2 separate regions of the Homo sapiens genome follow, and region 2 is linked to region 1. The links are chromatin loops, found by intact Hi-C in ENCODE. Cell type or tissue: PC-3. All regions are shown on one strand. Links, peaks and the distances in the headings refer to the core of each region. The heading gives the core; the rest is flanking DNA. Region 1 has its middle 140 kb from the start of ADAMTS5. Region 2 has its middle 80 kb from the start of ADAMTS5.

Evidence for each region. A loop is a pair of places that touch in the nucleus more often than their neighbours do. Peaks named below come from ENCODE experiments on the same cell type or tissue, not always from the same donor. Only the 100,000 strongest peaks of a DNase experiment are listed, where the experiment ranks them.
Region 2: it touches region 1 in a loop (8-fold over the local background); 1 of 110 quality-filtered maps calls a loop at or near these places.

The regions. Positions count from the first base shown.
Region 1 is chr21:27,100,768-27,110,756 of GRCh38, reverse strand. No RefSeq gene overlaps it. Among named protein-coding and RNA genes, the nearest start is that of ADAMTS5, 140 kb to the right of the region's middle. In PC-3, for the core only: no CTCF peak of the experiment used is centred there; a DNase peak (open chromatin) is centred at 5,436; H3K27ac peaks cover 1,049 bases.
Region 2 is chr21:27,041,665-27,051,653 of GRCh38, reverse strand. No RefSeq gene overlaps it. Among named protein-coding and RNA genes, the nearest start is that of ADAMTS5, 80 kb to the right of the region's middle. In PC-3, for the core only: no CTCF peak of the experiment used is centred there; no DNase peak of the experiment used is centred there; H3K27ac peaks cover 1,279 bases.

The sequences.
Region 1 (9,989 bases), core at 3,612-7,611:
CTTGGAGCTTAAAGAAAGACTCCAAAAACAATAATGAACATGAAACATAAAATATAGCTTAACACTTACTTCTAATAAGACTTGCTCTTAGTAATATTTATGTATAGACTACTTCAGGATAGGAACTTCCCTATTCTCAACCATTTCTGTGATGTGATTGATACTAACCTATACAGCATTATGCTGAGAATGGTATTTAGTAATCGAATTTTCTAAATGAATTAATTAAAATTTTTGGAAGCTAATATAAAATTTTCAGGCTATGTCAAGGTCACAGATATCGCTGACGAAAAGTCAATGCATGTTCCAGATTTCTTAAATGTTTCTCAAAATATAGTGTTTGGGAGGAAAAACTATCAAGGGACCACCCCTCATTTAGGCAAAATAACCACGTGCCTACTTAATGAGATTTAAAGAAACATTTTTAACAGACTCACTATAACTTCAGTGTGAGACATAGCTTTGCATGTTGCCTGAAATTTCATTCATGGTAGGACCACTAATTTGATCAAGACAATGCATTGTCAACAAAGAAATACACCTGACTTTACACTGTTAGGTCAAAACATTATTTTAGAACTGTCAAACCACTGATTTTGCAATAGCGTATCACCGTTCTTAGGGCAAAATCCAAACATCTTACAATGGCTTTAAGACATTTTTATAAGTAGGATCCTCCCCACTTTTTCATCCTATCTCATATAATTTGATCACATGTAGACCATTCTCTGGACACATTTCTTGCAACAGGTTGAGCCTTGTTCACCCCTGACTTTAAATGCAACTGGTTTTTATCAGATTTTTAAATCTAAGCAGAATAATATCTGAGAGAGACCTTCTCTGACCTTCCTGTCTAATACACTGCCTCCATCACCCACCACCAAATCTAGTAACTCCCCATCATCTCCATGGTTACCTCCTTCAAGGCAACCATCACAATTAGTGAATCTCTTTTATTTTTATTTGGCTACTTATTTATAAAGAATATAAACTTATTTGAGTCAGGGATCTACCGTCTCGTATATTCCTACATCCTCAATGCCTACAGTAGTGTCTAACCCAGAGTAGACATTGAATATATATTGGTAAGTGCTGAGTGAATGAATGGTGAATAAAATATCAGAAAGTTATATTTGAGTGGTTCTTTGGAGGGGAAGTTGAAAGTGAAGAGATGTAGGTGAAAGGGAATCATGGAAAGAAAAACTTGGGAGACATTCTATATCCAGAGGCAACATTGTTAAGGAAGAAAAAAATCTCAGTAAGACTTTCTAAAAGAAGGGCCTGGGATAGCGATGGAACAGCCGGCAGAGACCTTTGGAGAGAAGGAACATTAAAAAGCACAATTGAGAGGAAGCTAAAATGATTGATCTTCCTCACAATGTTTTTATGAGCTCAGCCTTATTAAAGTATGACAGTGTTTCTGAGAAAGCATTTTCAAACTACCTTTTCATGTTCAGAGTGTGAATAACATATTTTCTTTTTTTTCCCTCATTTATTTGTTTAAGTTTACCAAAACATTTGTATTTATTTATCATGTACAACACAGTATTTTGAGAGGTATACACTGCAGAATGGATAAATTGAGTTAATTAACATATGCATTCCCTCACCTATTCTTTTTTCTGGTGAGAACACTTCAAATCTACTTTTAGCACTTCTCAAGAATATAATAAATACATTGTTACTAACTATAGAAATCATGCTGTATTAAATGTGGATCTCTTGACTCTATTTCTCCTGTTTAAATGAAATTTCCTATTCTTTGACCAACGTATTCTGGTGATGTACTTTCTCCGGAATGTGTGCAAATCAAGCAACTCTCTACTTTGAAGACTGAAAAATTAAAAATGAGATATGCTGACTAAGGCTAGTAAATCAATAACAAAAATCAGGTTTTAATATTAACAGTTGCTCACACACCTAGAAAGCACTGGTAGTTTGGGGTTGCAGTTATTTTCCAGAAAAGGATATTTTTTGTTAGGGTTAAATTTCAAAAGCAAAAGTCATTCTTCATCCACTTTCTTTACACTCAAATAGGACTTTTTAAGAAGCAGTTTTAAGCAGAAATTTGTCTTGTTTAGTCATAACTTGAAAGAACTTATTTTTAGTTTTAACCTAAACCAAATAGTGTTGAACTATAAGCATGTTTTAAGTGGGAGGGGAATGGGAGCAATAATTTTCCCTATTTTAAGAAACTTGAACTCTTCGTGCACTCAGAAAAACAAAATCCCCAATAACCTGAACATGCAAAATTCAAAACTTGGCAGTGTGAGACTCTCATAAAGGAAAAAAACAACCAAAGCCAAAGCCAATGAAAAAAAACCTGTCTCATACTTCAAAAGTCACCAGATTTAAATAGCATGCCTTGACATGAGACAGAACCTAATTTCTTCCATTAAAAAATGTTATCTCTATATATCATGGTTCAGTGAATGGCAATGAATCCAGAAAGCTTGGTTTAGCATGCCATGGTTATGACTGTACAAATCAGAACACTAGAGTTAAGATGCCCAATAGCACTCACCAAAAAATATTCTCTAATAACCTTCTTCACCATCCTTTCCCATGATCAACAGGCAACAATCAAGATATCACTTTGATGTTGATTTTGAATGTTAAAGTTCAACTATTAAAATCCTTAAAAATTATCACCACATTGATTGACATTTGGGAAAATCTACCCACTATATCCTGTACTTTATTATCACAAAATTGTGACTTGTTCTAAGAGCCACTGACTGATTTCTTTTTCTCTTTGTTTTTACAGTTGATTTATAAATTGGTATTCTACAAACACTACTGAAAGAATCAAAAGAGTGAAGACCATCTGTAGTCATATGGCAGTTCCTTTCTCAGTACCTAAGAATAGAATAGGGCACTTCAATTTGTTGAACAGAATCAAATACTTGTTTTAAAATGTAATCAATATGGGAGAATCCTTCCTCCTTGGTTGATGTTGTATTTACTGGTGAATCTTTATAAGCTCATACACAGGCCACTTTGATAATAGTTAAGAATTCAGCCTTAAGCACTAAATAAAAAAAAAAAATTGAATCTCAACTCTATCACTTATTTACTACGTGAATTTGGGCAGGTTATTCTGGTAGCCTCTGTTTCTTCATCTGACCTTTGGGATTATAAAAATCCATATATCCCTATATAAAATTCTAAAATATAATAAAAGAGACAATATCATGAAGTGTATAGCACAGTTTCTAGCACCCTATAGAATTCAGATGCTCATCTACTTACGATGGTGTTACATCCCAATAAACTTGTCATCAAGTTGAAAATATTGTAAGTCAAAAATATGTTTAATACACGTAACCTACAGAACATTATAGCTTAGCCTAGCCTACCTTTAAATGTGATCAGAACATTTACATAGGCGGCAGTTGGGCAAAATCTACATACAAAGCCTATTTTGTAATAAGGTGTTGAATATCTCATTAAATTAGTTGAATACTGTACTGAAAGTGAAAAACAGAATGGTTGTATGAGTACTCACCATGAATATACACAACTGAAAGCACACCAGGCGTGAAGAATGTTTAAAGCATTGAACTAAAATTAACTGCTGGATGATGGAAATACTGAAGTGACAGGGTCATCAATTTCTCTTTATTCTGATGAGGCTTGAGAATAGCTGATAGAAGGCACTGGGGCATCAACACTTGTTGATGGTTTAGCAGGTGCAGTGTTCTTAAGGAAGATATCAAGTAAGAAGTGTCGGTTGTTTACCCTTGTGATTGCGTGGTTGAGTGGGAGCTGCAGCTTTCTCTGCTCGCCGGCATGATGAGAGGGTATGGTACCATATATTGCTAGCCAGGAAACAGAACAAAATCCAAAATTCGAAGTATGGTTTCTACTAAATGCATATTGCTTTTGCACTGTTTTAAAGTTAAAAACATGTGGCCGGGCACGGTGGCTCACACCTGTAATCCCAGCACTTTGAGAGGCCGAGGTGGGCAGATTATTTGATGTCAGGAGTTTGAGACCAGCCTGGCCAACATGGTGAAACGCCGCCTCTACTAAAAATATAAAATTAGCCAGGTGTGGCTAAGAACAAAACTCCATCTCAAAATAAAATAACAAAGTTTAAAACATGTAATTTGAAAACCCGCTGTAGCAACAAACTAATGGTAGTAGCAGCAAAAAGTGATCGAGGTAAATGCTGGTGGTAGCAGCAGCAATGGTAGAAAAATGTTTTCATGCTACTAGTTATAACAGATAACATAATTACAAAGTTATCTAGATTTTCTTCAGGTTGCACTCTACTAAAAATATCTCATTATTGAATATTTCAGGAATGTCATTTGACTATAGCAAATTATACTTTAAAAGGTATTTTAGGTATTTTTGTTGTATTCTGATGCCTTGACCGTATCTCCCTTAGGACTGTTGCTTATCTGATTCATAAGAATTCCATGCTATATTATGTTAGTAAAACAGTTTCTAAAACATAGGATGAGAGTTAGGTAAAAGATGTATCATCTCCTACAAGAGATGTAAGGATGAATGAAACACAGTATCTGCTATCCAGAAACTTCCAATACTCAGAATTCGGTGATAAAGAACTACATAAACAGTGAAAAAGTGCAAACTAATATGTGTCTTAAAAGAGAAACACAAAATACAGCAAGGTTAAAAGGAGAAAAATGTACTTGACTGGTGGAGTCCAGAAAAAAAATTCATGAAGAAGTAGAATTTGAGATGCATTGGGAAAGACTAAGCAAGGAAACAGAAATAGTGGGTTGGGAGGCAATTCTCATGGGTTTCTTACATTTCTGCATGTCTTCTGAGCACAGGCACCAGCTAGCTTTGTTCCAGATAAATTTTTTAAGGATGTTAGCATGCAAACAGCTTTGGAGGATATATTATCTCCCTACGGATCAGAAGGTAGATTGGTTTGCTTTCCAATAAAATAAAGACAATCTCTCTCTCTCTCTGGGGCAAAGCTCAAACAGATTACTTGCAGCCCAGAGAAGGTTCAGATTTCTTAAACTTAGGGTTCTTCGGGTATGATACAAACCAACCACGTATGCACCATCCACCTGGGCCTTTCCACATTACCTCCATTGAATTCGGGGTACAAAAAGAGCCAAAACAATGGTGCTTGCTGTGCCGTAACTAATGCAGTCCTTTGTCTTACTTATAGCCTCTCATGCCATATTCCTAGAAGCTGAACATTGCCCAACAACTAAGTCAGTGCCTTACGTTTCAAATTTTTTTTATAGTGTCATACTAACTCTAGTTCCAATATCTGAATTCATCAGGATAACCTAAATCATGCTGTAGTAGCAAAACAGAACACAATCTGAGTGACTTAATCCCTTTACAGTTTGTTTCCTGTTCATAGAAAGTTTACTGTGAATCGCAGTGACTATCCAGGACAACTTGTTTCCATTTGGTGACCTAGAAATCAAGAATGTTTCAATCTTGTGGCAACTCCCTTGTAACATGATCTTCCTCTACAATTTCCAAGAGATTGCTAGAGTCTCACATAAGCAATTAAATGGCTCTTCCTGGATGTGACACACATCACTTCAGCTCCACCTAACTAAAAGGAGACAGAGAAGTATAACCTTCAAATGCACAATAAATGAAAACTAAAAATGAACAAGTACTAATGTCTCTGCCACCCTGTCCGACCTCAACTTAAAGAAAAAAAAAATAGAGATGTGACCTTGGAGTTGCATTTGTGAGGGCGGTAATTTTAGTGTCAAATGACTTGGTCCTTGTTCTGCAGCTTCAATTAGTGAAAGAGCCAGATCTAGTTACTCTCCGAGTTGATTGCTCTTTCTTTTATAAATACCAAGGCTTATTCTACTTCCTTTTGCTGTAACTCTTGATGGATTGGTAGTTGTGTGCCAGTTGACTGCTTAAGGAGTATTATTTACTCGCTGTTTTGGCATTAAAACCTTGGAACATATTTTCTAAGAAAATCAGAAAGCTCTGCATTAGAAGGAATTTGTCATGATATAACTTAACCATAAATAGAAAGATTGTTTTAAAATTGATCAACTTTTTTTTGTTTTATAACATGTAAAACTCTATCTGATATAGAACAAATAGTAATTCCAAAAGTTTGTTATCATTTAGTAGAATGTAGTATAAGCTCGAAGTTGCCTTATTTTCTTTATACATTCTAATCATGAACTCCTAAGCCATTTTAGTAATTGATAATTAAAATAGTTTGAAGATATCATTTTATATCAAAAGTTATTTAAAATCTTTTTTCAGATCATATGTTCTGAAATAATAAATCTATAAAATAGTGTTGTTTGTGGAAAAATAAATGTTATGTTTACTCCAAGAACAAATAAATATATATCACATGATACTCAAACACTAGTTTAACCTTAGTAAATATTTTAATTGTGTTTTGAACTTGAAATCAAAATTCTTCAGAAGTAACAGAAGTGGATGACAGACTCTTCAATTTAAAATGGTCAAAATGGTGCCTTGATAGAATTCCAACAAGGGAGATAGGAGAAGGGAGAATTAATTGGAGTGAAAGAACCCACAGTTTTTGGCAGTTTGTCTTCACCAGTCTGAGTAGTAACTAGAGGAATCTGTCAGATACATTGACATCTCTTTCTTTGCAAGAAATTAGAAAATAGTAACAAAGACATCACTGCCAGCAGCTGCCAACATTTTTATTTCCCAAGATATCTTAATCAGGCTCTCTTTAATGTTTGATATTCTTGATTGTCAGTCTTTTTTAAACCATATTTATTTAGCATGACTCTGAGGCTCCATGTCTATGGTAGTCTTGGAGAAAACTTGGGGGAAATGCAAATACTCTGTTTACATTGCCTGGTATGTTATTCAGCCAACAGTCACTAAACAAATGTAATGACTAAAGTATCCATACCTGGCCTCCAATTTCTTCAGTAAATGTTCTTTTCATTTTCCATTCTTAAAAATTAAGACTGTGGTGATATTGCTCAATGCTGTAATGGGTGTAAACAGAGTACAGTATAGAGACGTCCCTGAAAGTCACTGGGCCATATCTTAGTAATTGGCCATACATGGTAGTTGCCATGGCAAGAGTGGCTACATCGCCAGTGAATTATATTTGTTTCTAAGGTAAAGTTAGGTTTGTTTCTAAGGTAAACTCTAACATAAATCAAGAGAAGGTTAGGGGATGGATATACAACTTTTTTTTAAAATGTTACTTCTTTTGATATCTCAGAAATTAGAAATATAATTCCTATTGTGGGAAGAGTATTATATCATTTATCATTCTTTTTTAGGTTTTAGTTTCAAATGTTAACATGCATTGGACTATTTTCTGTTCTTGTAAGTATCATGCTGGGATAAGGAGGGCAATAGAGTGTGTGTTTTACTTTGAGGGTTACTATAGGTATGATTAACCAAACCTAATGTTAGTAAAATCTTCACTTTGTTTTATATCCAGTTATATATTATTTAAAGAAAAGTAAATTTCTAAAGCATGCTAATCTACATATATATATATATATATATATATATACCATGATTAGAGAAAAACAAGTTTTTGTTTATTGTAGTTTTGTTTGTTTGTTTCCATAAACCATTCCCTCTACCAGAATGTTCTTCAGAGATCCTCATGGGTCACTCCTTCCTTTCCTCTGGCCTTTATTCAATGCTACCTTATCACTTAAGCTTGCTGATTACTCATATAAAATGCAGCCACACTGCACTTCAGTTCTCTTCTCTCCTTTCCCCTTTTCACTTTTCTCTGTTACTCTTACCGTCTTGGACAAGGTATTTTATTCATGCATTTCTGTGTTTGCCTCCCATCTCCATGTCCACACCAGAAAGTAAGCATCATGATATTATGGACTTTGCTTTGTTTGCTGTCTCATTTCCAAACCCTAGACCAGTGCTGGGCACAGAGATACTCAAAAAGGTTTACAGAATACATGAATTAAGAATAAATACTTAATTTCAGCATTATGTAAAGAAACAACATTGTGAAACACCTACTTGGAAGGATATCTACTCAGCACTTTCTTTTTTTTTTCTTTTTTCTTTTTTTTTTTTTTTTTGAGACAGATTTTAGCTTTTGTTGCCCAGGCTGGAGTGTAATGGCGCGATCTCAGCTCACTGTAACCTCCGCTTCCCAGGTTCAGGTTGATTCTCCTGCCTCAGCCTCCCAAGTATCTGGGATTACAGGCATGCACCAACACGCTCGGCTAATTTTGTATTTTTAGTAGAGACGGGGTTTCTCCGTGTTTGTCAGGCTGGTCTTGAACTCCGGACCTCAGGTGATCCGCCCACCTCGGCCTCCGAAAGTGCTGGGATTACAGGTGTGAGCCGCCCCGCCTGGCCAGCACTTCCTTTTCTCTGGAGTTTACTTCTGTCCTCGTGTTCCACCTAACTCTTTGCACCTACATATGTGCTTCCTGTGAGCTTCAATGTACTTGATTAATTCTCTGTTACCCTGACCATAACGGATTAGTCTAGTCATCACCTGACCCAAGATGGCAGGGCCCTTCCCCAAGATTCCGGGCCTAGATACAGTTGATTGGTCAAGGGTGAATATCAGTCCTAAGCTAGAGTATTTAGGAACTGTAACAAATAGAGAGAGTCTGTCTCTTCTTGTGTGGTTAAAGTTTAGAGAGTCAAGGCTCCAAATATATTGACTGCCCTGTTTTCTGCAGAAAGCTGGGTCAGCTATGAAAAAACACAATGAAGCCAAAGACATAGAAAATATACACATTAGAATCTTGAATCAAAATCCAGAACCTTCGTTTTCTCAGGAGTACCACAAGCAATAAAAATAGTTTTCAACAAATTCAGGGGAAAAATACATTAGCACTTAATTTTTGAGCTGTGAAATATTAAAACATTACTTCATTTGTAATGCTTCCAGTATTTGTCTATTTAGAGGTAAGAGCAATGTATCCATTTTAACATGGGTGTAATTTTTTATACAACTTTCTCACTAGTTCTAGTTTTAGGTCAAAAGAATTTGGTCTATTCTCAATGGGAATATCAGGCTGTGTATTTTACTGTTGTTGAGAAAAGACTTTCGAAACAACATCTGATGTAGTCAATTGAATGCCAAACATAAGAAGACAGATTTCATTTCATAGTGATCAAGTTATTTATGGAATTTTGTTTAATCATACCCTGACTTCATGGCTGGAAGAAATAGCTTTAAATGACCATTACTTTATCTGGTAACAAGACAAAAATACAATCTAATACTCTTTACATATAGTGTATAGTAACTTGTACTATAGCCTAGTAACCAAGCCCTAGAAAGGTAAGACTATAACAAATTTTTAATCAGAGAATTTATAAATTAAAATCAGTGGAAAATTAAAAAATAATTTCCTAACATCAAAGTAGAGGATGCCTCAATACCCACTTTTCCTGCTTCATAACTTTGCCAAGTCTAATCCATATTGTTATTGCCACTGTCAACTTTATCTTCTAGCCATTTTTATCCATTGTATTTCACTTCTTGGGTGTTGAATCTACATGCCAGAAGTTAATCATCTCCAACCAATGTGCACATTTGCACAACTTAGCCACTTTCCCTTCCCAGCTCTTACACGGGGGTGCTATGGGTTGAATTGTGTCCACTCAAAATTCATATGTTGAAGTCGTAACCCCTAATACCTCAGAACATAACCTTATTCTGGAATAGTCTTTGTGGAGGTAATCAAGTTAAAATGAGGTCATTAAAGTGGGCCTTAATCCAGCATGACCAGTATTCTCACAAGAAAAGGAAACACGGACATAGACAAGTAGAGAGGGACAATGATGTGAAGACATAGAAAGATGATGGCCATCTACAAGCCAAGGAGAGAGGAATGGAACAGAGTCTCCCTCAGAAGAAACCAGTTCTGATGACGCCTTGATCTCAGACTTCTAGCCTCTAGAACTATTTTTGTTGTTTTTCTATTATTTAAACCACCCAATTTGTGCTACTTTATTATTGCAGCCCTAATGAACTAATACATTAATCCTTCAAGCCTCGGCATGAGCCA
Region 2 (9,989 bases), core at 2,242-6,241, 58 kb after region 1:
CCCATGAAGAGAAGGAAGAACAGTGTGGTGCGGTGGCCCACCTAAGAGCCACATGGGGAACGTGAATCAGATGAATAAGGCCTGAAGCAAATCCCCAGCAAACTGCAGCAGCCCTACAAATCAGGGACCTGACTATTGAAATAAAAACAAACAAGCAGAAAGCAGCAACAATGGCATCAACAACAACAAAAGGCCCCCACAAAAACCCCATCCATGGGTCAGTAGACTCAAAACCAAAGCTAGACAAACTCACAAAGATAAGAAAGAATCAAAGAAAAAAATGCTGAGAACTCAAAAGGCCAGAGGACCTCTTCTACTCCAAATGATCACAACATCTCTCCATCAAGGGTGCCTGAATGGAAGAACAGATGGATGAACTGTCAGAAGTAGGCTTCAGAAGATGGGTAATAAAAAACTGTGATGAGCTAAAGGAGCATGTTCTAACCCAATGCAAAGAAGCTAAGAACCTTGATAAGAGGTTAGAGGAATTGCTAACTAGAATAGCCAGTTTACAGAGGAACATAAATGACCTGATGGAGCTGAAAAACACAGCACAAGAACTTCCTGAAACATACCCAAGTATCAATAGCTGAATCAACCAAGCAGAAGAGAGGATATCAGAGTTTGAAGACCACCTTACTGAAATAAGGTATGCATACAAGAAAAAGAATGAAAAGGAATGAATAAAGCCTCCCAGAAATAAGGGACTTCAATGAAAAGACTGAACCTACAATTGATTGGAGTACCAGAAGGAGATGAGGAGAATGGAAACAAGCTGGAAAACACGCTTCAGGATATTATCCAGGAGAACTTCCCTAGCCTAGCAAGACAGGCCAACATGCAAATTCAGGAAATACAAAGAACACTATTAAGATACTCCATGAGAAAGTCAACCGCAAGACACATAATCATCAGATTCTCCAAGGTCGAAATGAAGGACAAACTATTAAGGACAGCCAGAGAGAAAGGCCAGGTCACTTACAAAGGGAAGCCCATCAGACTAACAGTGGACCTCTCAGCAGAAACTCTACAAGCCAAAAGAGATTGGGGACCAATATTCAAAATTCTTAAAGAAAAGAATTTTCAGCCCAGAACTTCATATCCAGCCAAACTAAGCTTCATAAGCAAAGGAGAAATAAAATTCTTTCCAGACAAGCAAATGCTGTGGGATTTCATTACCACCAGGCCTGCCCTGCAAGGGCTTCTGAAAGAAGCACTAAATGTGGAAAGGAAAATCCAGTACCAGCCATTCACAAACACATCAATATATAAAGACCAATGACACTATGAAGAGACTGCATCAACTAGTGTGCAAAATAGCCAAATAGCATCATGATGAGAGGATCAAACTCACACATAACAATACTAACCTTAAGTGTAAATGGGCTAAATGACCCAATTAAAAGATACAGCCTGGCAAATTGGATAAGGAGTCAAGACCCACGGTGTGCTGTATTCAGGAGACCCATCTTATGTGCAATGACACACACAGGCTCAAAATAAAAGGATGGAGGAAAATTTACCAAGCAAATGGAAAGCAAATAAAAAAGCTTGGCTTGCAATCTTGGTCTCTGAAGAAACAGACTTTAAACCAACAAAGATCAAAAAAGACAAAGAAGGGCATTACATAATGGTAAAGGGAACAATTCAACAAGAAGAGCTAACTATTCTGAATATACACGCACACAATACAAGATATCTCAGGATATCTCAGGACACCCAGTTCATAAAACAAGTTCTTAGAAACCTACAAAGAGACTTAGATTCCCACACAATAATAGTGGGAGACTTTAACACTCCACTGTCAGTATTAGACAGATCACCCAGACAGAAAATTAACAAGGATATTCAGGACTTGAACTCAGCACTGGATCAAGTGAAACCAGTAGATGTCTACAGAACTGTCTACCCCAAATCAACAGTATATACATTCTTCTCAGTGCCACATGGCACTGGGCTCTCCTCCTACTGCCCCAAGTCAAACTCTGCATTGTTCTTCTGCTGGTCGGTGGCCTGCCAGTGTATCGGTGCCTGTTGATGCGCTCCTCTCCACATCCAACTGCCCATCTGTTCCTCCACTGATGTGCTGCTCTCGACGTCCAGCTACCTGTATCTTCTTCCACCGATCCGCTCCTCTTGATGTCCAGCCACTTGTGTGCCTGCCTGCTAGGGTCTCCAGAGTTTTCATAGGCACAAGATGGGTGGCGTGGCAGGTCAGAGTGGTCTTGGGAAATGAAATATCTGGACTGGAAAACAAAAATACCTGTCCTCACCTAGGTCTGTGGGCACAGGCCTGGGAGATGGAGCCCCAGCCAGGGACCATGCCCTTCCCTTCCCTGTTCTGTATCATTTAAAGGGACCACACTCTTCCCTTCCCAGCACTTCCCTTCCATATCAATATGATAGAAGAAGGCAACTGTACTCACTGTAGTAAAGTTGAGCTGAGCATTCATGTTAGGAAGGGCAGTAACAAAGAACATACAGAAAGGTCTCTGAACTACTTAGGGGGACTGATGTGGTGAGGCAGAAGCAATTGAAGCCTACCTGCCCTACCTAACTCCGCATAACACCAGAGGTTGCCTAGAACATTATCAATAAAAAAAAGAAGAAAAGAAATGAAAAGAAAGATGCAGGGATGTCGGGTAAGGTAGGGAGAGAGAGAGAAAGCTATTGGGGCAGTAAAATGTTATACATCAATTTATATTGACAATCTTAAAAAGTAATCACATTGAAAAAGTAAATCGCAAATTTATTCTTTTCTTGATGAAAATTACTCAGATTTGCTGGGCGTGGTGGCATGTGCCTGCAGTCCCAGCTACTTGGGAGGCTGAGGTGGGAGAATCGCTTGAGCCTAATTGCTTGAGCCTAGGAGTTTGAGGCTGCAGTGAGCTGTAATGTCACTGCTGTACTCCAGCCTAGCAACAGAGCAAGACCCTGTCTCAAAAAAAAAAAAATTATTCAAGCGATTTAGCTGTATTATATCCCTCTAGCCTGGTGGAACCATATATAACACTTTCATTTTAAGAGTTCTGGATGAATCGGGGACTGTCATACCCTTCTTTTGTATCTTTAGCAGTGTCAACATGAGAGCTAAATTAATAAAATTACTCAAAAAACAGTTCATTGAATGAGATCTACATAATTGTATGAATATTATGACAATAATCTAATTTTATTGTTTCTATTATATATAATATATTAATTTATCACTTGTATTATAGGAGTGTAATTATATGGTTAGTATAAGGTATATTATATATGTATAAATATATAGAATTCCCTGTCCACAAGAACCTGCTAATCAGTCCTATGTTTTTATATATAGTAATATTCTGAGCCATGCTCTTATTCAGGGTAAAGTACTCAGTGATGAAACATCTGGATATATAGCTTAGTCATGGACTTATGACTCTCCTCTGAGTGACTTCCAATTTGATGTATCAAAACATATGTGCTCTTTCCAAGCAGCAAAAGGTATTATGCTGAAGTTTCTCCCCCACATTGGGTGAATGTGAGAAATTGAGATTGTTGTTCAATATAGTAGCCAAAGGACTAATTATGTGGTTTCACTGGAAAGGCAACCCTAATACTAAATGAAGTCCCAGGACAGCAGTAGAGAAGGGATCCACCATTGGAGTTTTTCTTTCATTCTAACATAAATCAAAAGTGACAGAGAATGGTATTGCAACTTCTCCTAAACTAAATTTATCTTGGAATGGAGACAAAACAAGGATGATTTATGAACTGAAGGACATTTTCCATTATATTCTGAACATATGTAAACAAAGAATGAGACTGAAAATCTATGTGCCCTTTTACCTTAGCCTCAGGGAGCCACCTCATTGAAACTATTTGCTACCTCATGGAAAATAACCAAAATGGATTAGCCCCATGGAACAAAAGAAGTGACATTATAAACTCAAGGAACAAGCAACAAGATCCCATAGGGAGCAAATTTCTTAAAAGGAACTCTCAAAATCCCTTTCTTCTAGGTTTATCACCATGGGGAGCTTAATTTCAAGAAGCTTTAGAAAGGAAGAAAATTGTGGCACACACTCTGCTTAGTTTAGATCTCTTAATCCTTCTAAATTGTTCTGCCTTGTTTAAAAAGATCTGCTTACAACTATCATTGTGCAAGTGTAAACACAAGCGGCCTCAGATTGTTCTTTGAGCTTCAGCTCTGCCAGATATCATTCATGTCTCATTTTACAGACAAACTCTTAGCACCACCACAAGCAGCTTTAAAACACTCAACCATAGCCCAAGGCGCATGTACAAATCTTTGCATGTCTGGGTTTCCCTATAAGGGCACTGGGTTTTGTTCTCATCACAATTCTTGTTTATAGCTCACTGGATTTATAGCCGCCCTCTTAAACATCTGCAGTCATCATTTTTTTCTCTTCTAAGAAAAGACACAACTCTCTATAGAACAGAAAACAGGTATTTTCTCCTACTAAGCCTTAAAGGGAGATGTCCTTTCTGTGTTTTAACCATTGAAGTTAAGCGAAACATAAGACTCCAATGATGTCAAGAGAATTAGGGTGAGGAACCTTGACGCTAGAGCTTTGATATTTCTGCAAAATTCCATGAGCTGCAAGTCAGAAAAACATAGTTTTAAATTCATAACTTTTATTAATTCACTGTGTGGCTAAAAGCAAATCTCTTCATTTTCTTAGTGTTTCATAGAAACACAGAACTTTAAAACAAGGAGAAGCCTTGGAATTTCATTCAATACAACACCCTCATGTTTGAGAGAGAGTCCCATATCCCAGATTACTAATTTAACCTCCTGCAGGTGAAGAGCTGGAGCTTCTCTCTGGAACTTCTAATTTTACAGTGTATTTACTGCTGTCTCTACTATGCTATTACTCAGTTCCCTCAGCCACACAGCCAAGGCCTAAGGACAGATTTCCTATCAGAAGAATTGCAAGGATCACACAAAATATTTCGCCTGGAGAGAGATTTAAAAAATAGTAAATGAAACCTAAATGTAAGGTGTTGTATATCTTAAGCTTAACAATAGCCATGCAATGCAAATTCTAATGCTATCTTTGGAGTCACTTTCAGATTTTCATACGAATGCATTTTCAAGAAAGAAGTCAACTTTTATAGTCCATCATTGGCAACAATCTACTCTGTCTTTCTCTCTAAATGTGTGTGTGTATGTGTGTGTGTGTGTGTGTGTGTGTGTGTGTGTGTGTAAATGGAAAGGGCTACTCTGAAAAGAATGCCTAGAACCCTAAGAATAGTCACCATTTTTCACATCTTACCCCTGTCTTTATTATGACACTAACACTTTTAGTGTAAGCTGCTTGCTTTGGATTAAATTATGTCCTCCCAAAATTGGTATTTGAAGCCTTAACCCCTTATGTGATTGTATTTGGAAATAGGGTGTTTAGAAAATAATTAATTATGGTTAAATGACATCATAAGAATGGGGCCTAATAGGACTGGTGGCCTTATAGGAAAAGGAGAGAGAGGTTTCCCTTTCTCTACAGGGAAGTCACATGCGCATATAATGAGATGGCCACCTGCAAGCTAGGAAGAGACACTTCACCAAAACTTAATGGCCTAAATCTTCATCTTGGACTTCCAACCTCCAGAGCTGTGAGAAAATAAATTCCTGTTGTTTACACCACCCCATCTGTGGTATTTTGTTATAGCAGCCTCAGCAGACTAATACACTACTTCTGAGTAAATTACAAAAAATAAATCATTTAAGAAGCATCCAAATGAAAAGTATAATCTTTCTGTTTAAAAAAGCATAAATATTTTAAAAGTCAGCTGCGCACATTTGTTTTGAGTAGTTCCCTTCCACATCACTTCCTGACACATCTGGCTTTTAAATGTTGCCAATATGACATTCAGTGACAATAGCAAAAACAACCACAATCCAATCAGATTCTTAACACCGTGATTACATCCAATGAAAAAAATGTGACATGCCTTATTCCAGAGCAATAAAAATGTTATTGTGCTGTTTTTCTTATCTCTAAAAATATTGCAGTCCTAGAAAAACAAGTAAATAACTCATTCTTCCATCAGTAAAAAACAAAAATATTCTTAAAGAGGAAAATCTTTTGTGAGTTACCTTCTCTTTTTGGTGACCTCTGGGCTGGTCCCTAATTGGAGCTGGTGACAAGATCCCACAATGCTCAAGCTCTTTCACCTAGTACCACGCATTTTAACAGATGAAACTGCCTGAGTCATAATTGTTTTCAAGGAGTTCTTTCCCCCTTCCTCTCCAGCTTTTAGTTGCAAGTATTATTTTTTTCCAATACTGTTTTTCTCTTTTTTTGTTGCCAGAAAATCCAAGCTAGTTTTCAAGATTAAATTACCACTCAGTGACTTTCCTTTGTTGAAAGGACAAGATTTCTAAAAAAGGAGGTGCCTCTCAGGGTAAAACAAGATGCATTAAGGCACCGGATCCCAAGGCCTAGATATCTGCAATCTTCATAAAGCCAAGCAACCTTGTAAATGGTCCAGATTTTAGTGCTAATTTCAGTCTTGCTTCCTCAAAAGAAAAATAAAAAGAAAAGAAAAGGCAGGGAAAATACCCTTATCCTACACACACACACACACACACACACACACACACACACACACACTGATATTCATAGCTGAGTTCTGTTGATTAAAAGTTGATAGCACTTTCTACCATGTTATTTGTTAAAAATAATCTAAGCATATTTCTATTGTGCATTACATAAATTGAAATAATATTCATACACTCCATTGACTAAACTTTTGAATATTTTCATCAGTTTCAATTAAGGAGTAAAATCTAAAAACAAAGGTAAAAAAATGAGCAATTTAGAATCTTCTTGATACATTTTCCCATTTATTTATTGCAACCACAAAAATGTTAAAGAATATTTTACTTAGTATCAGAGAGCACATGTTGTTAAACTAATGCTTATTAAAAGATATTACCTATACACTATTTATTTATTGCCTTGACTGGAGTTGATGTGAAAGGGAACCATGAGGCACTAAGAAGAAAATAAAAGAAGAAAATGGTATTCATGTTATCTTTCCTTGCCCAGTTTTAACAGAAGCTGGTCCATTCAAGGTCCTAGCTCAGAAGAGCAGAGATGCCTGCTACTGCAGGATCTCCCAACCCAACACTGCTCTAATATGATGTAGGAGACTTTCTCTCTAACCTGCAGCAGCATCCCAGGTCCTCACTGCTTCAGCCACCACACCCCAGTCACAAGACCATCTCTTACTCCTCACCCCAAAAACAACTTAAGGCCCATATAATATTAACCCACACTTTTCCTTTATCACCTTTCCCTAAACCATCTCTCATGATAATTTTAACTTCAAATTCCATGCCTCCCTAGCCAACTCTGTCCCTTAGCCCAACCTCTATCCCCCATCCTAAGGATCTATCCACTTCTCAACACCAGCACTGCTTTCTCAGACCTGGCCTGGCTCTCCCAGGTCCATCATCATCTCATACATTGAATTTCAAATGTCAGTCTATTCCCATCTCATCCTTGGCAGAACTTTCCTTCGTGGTTTCAAGCTCTCTTATTCTGGCAGAATATCAGGAACCCTGTGTGTGTCTGCTTTTCAACTGTTCACTCTCTAATCCAAATTGCTAATTTTCTCATTCCCATGGGACCAGGGATACATCTCTCTGTCCTGCCTTAGTATTCCTAGATTCTCTCTTCTAGTTCTGGGTACTGCTATTTCTGTCTGGGACCATGGTCCTTCCTAAGTTGGCGCTGTCTTTTACTTTCTCATGCACTGATTTTTTTTTTTTAAAAAAAAGCTTCTAAGCAAAAAATAATGTCAAAAATTTAAAAGGATATAAATAGCAAGGTAAGGTGTTATTATAATTGCAATAAAGCCTAAGAAACACCAGCATAATAAAAATAATATTGAACTTGCAGTTATAGAACATTGGTCTCATAAGGGATGTGTGGCCACACATTTCCTGTTGGAATTTAAGATGTTTTGTTTAATTTTCCTGAGTGTGCTACAATGCTTCATTACCCCCACCTGCTTCTATGTCTCCCTACATATCCCAGAGAAGAGGTCTGGAACTACGTTTCCCAGAATCCCCTTCTCAATGACATCCCAGGTTTGTGTCTGGTAAGTACAGGCAGTCATGGTCCAGTGTTTGAGGACAGTGTTTGGGAAGTATTGGATTTGATTATGAAGCCAGTATATGCAGAAGGTACCTGCCATATATATGGCAGTCTGTTTTAAGCTCTGGTTAGGAAGTACCCACCAGGCCCACTAAGCATGACAACTATTCACCAATGTCAGGTTTACATTTATTTATAGGCGGGAAGAAGGGGATCACTGACCCCTTAAAATTAGGATAAGTCATATAACCAGTTGTATTCTATGGTTATAGGTTAAAGTAACTATAGGATAAGGTCAAGCAGGTTATTGCTTTCTTCTACCATAATCAGCAATGTTCTAGAGAGTAAACTCAAGGACCCTGAGTGAGAAAGGCAAACTCATTAATCATTTTGTATACATGAGGAATTATTTTTTTGTTTAAAGCCACTGAAATTTTGTAGTTTTCTTCTTTGCAGTTTACTCTTTGCTCCCACAACATAATGTAGTCATTCTTTTTAATAACCTGGGATTTCATTTCTTCTGCCTGAAAGAAATAATTCTATTTACAGAAACTGATTGCTTAGATGATTAAATAAGGTAGGCAAAAGCACCTCAAAGTCTAACACATAGTAGGTCCTTAGCTCGTGTCAGTGAATTTTAATCCAGATACTATGTCATCTACAGGGATTCAACAATTTGACACAGGATGCAATTACTATTAGAGTAAATTTTGTTGTTTAAATATTGAAGACATATTCTTTGAGAAAGCAGTTAAATGAGTAGTTTTCTGTTTTTCAAATGTCAACAGAATTTATATATCACACTACATCACAGAAAGCATGAACTATTTTTTGAGGGCAGGACCTATATTTAATTCAACAATGTATTCTCAGCAAATAGCCTAGTACATGGCACATGCCAATAAAATATTTTCTTCATGAACTATGGTAATTTGTACCCAGTTAGCTATGGAAAACACAGTTGCATATTGGAGCATTATCCATTCTTAGACGCTAGCATTTGTATAAATCTGTATTTAGCTTTAAGCACACGTTAGAAATATAGAAATGATCTATTACTTTAAAGCAACTGCATACATCTTCTGTGTATATTTGTAGACACTTATACTAAGTGTTTATCAGATTGTATTACATAAAGTAGGCTTATTTTCATTCATTCATCCTTTCATCTACTTCTTTTTTCTTTTTCTTTTTTTTTTTTTTTGAGACCAAGCCTTGTTCTGTCACCCAGGCTGGAGTGCAGTGGCATGATCACCGCTCACTGAAACCACCACCTCTGAGGTTCAAGCAATTCTCGTGCCTCAGCCTCCCAAGTAGCTTGGATTACAGATGCACACCACCATGCTTGGCTAATTTTTTTATATTTAGTAACGACAGGGTTTTACCATGTTGGCCAGGCTGGTCTTGAACTCCTGGCCTCAAGTGATCCGCCAGCCTTGGCCTCTCAAATTGCTGGGATTACAGGTATAAGCCACAATGCCTGGCCACATTACATACTTTTTAAAATATTTTTTTGAAGTTCCAATAAAGGAGATCTTTGCATTACATTAAAGAATGATAGCTGCAAGTGATGGTGAATTGAAACTTTGTTTATTTCTATTTCCCCCCAAAATTCCACATAAATGACAGTAAAAAAAAAAAAATTGTAAATGACAAATTTATAAGGAGGATAAAAAGGAGGCAGAAAAAGTAAGAGCAAGAGTATTTTGGAAACTGGAGAGCTGGTGGATTAGTGACATCTAACAACTAACAAAATATGGTGAAAAAGCAATGTTTGCAATAACAGAACCTCAAAACAGTATTATTTGTGCTATAGGCCCCAAGAAATGCTCAAAACTTGGAGGCATTGATACCTTTTAAAGTGGGGTTGTTGACTGAAAATATAAGTGT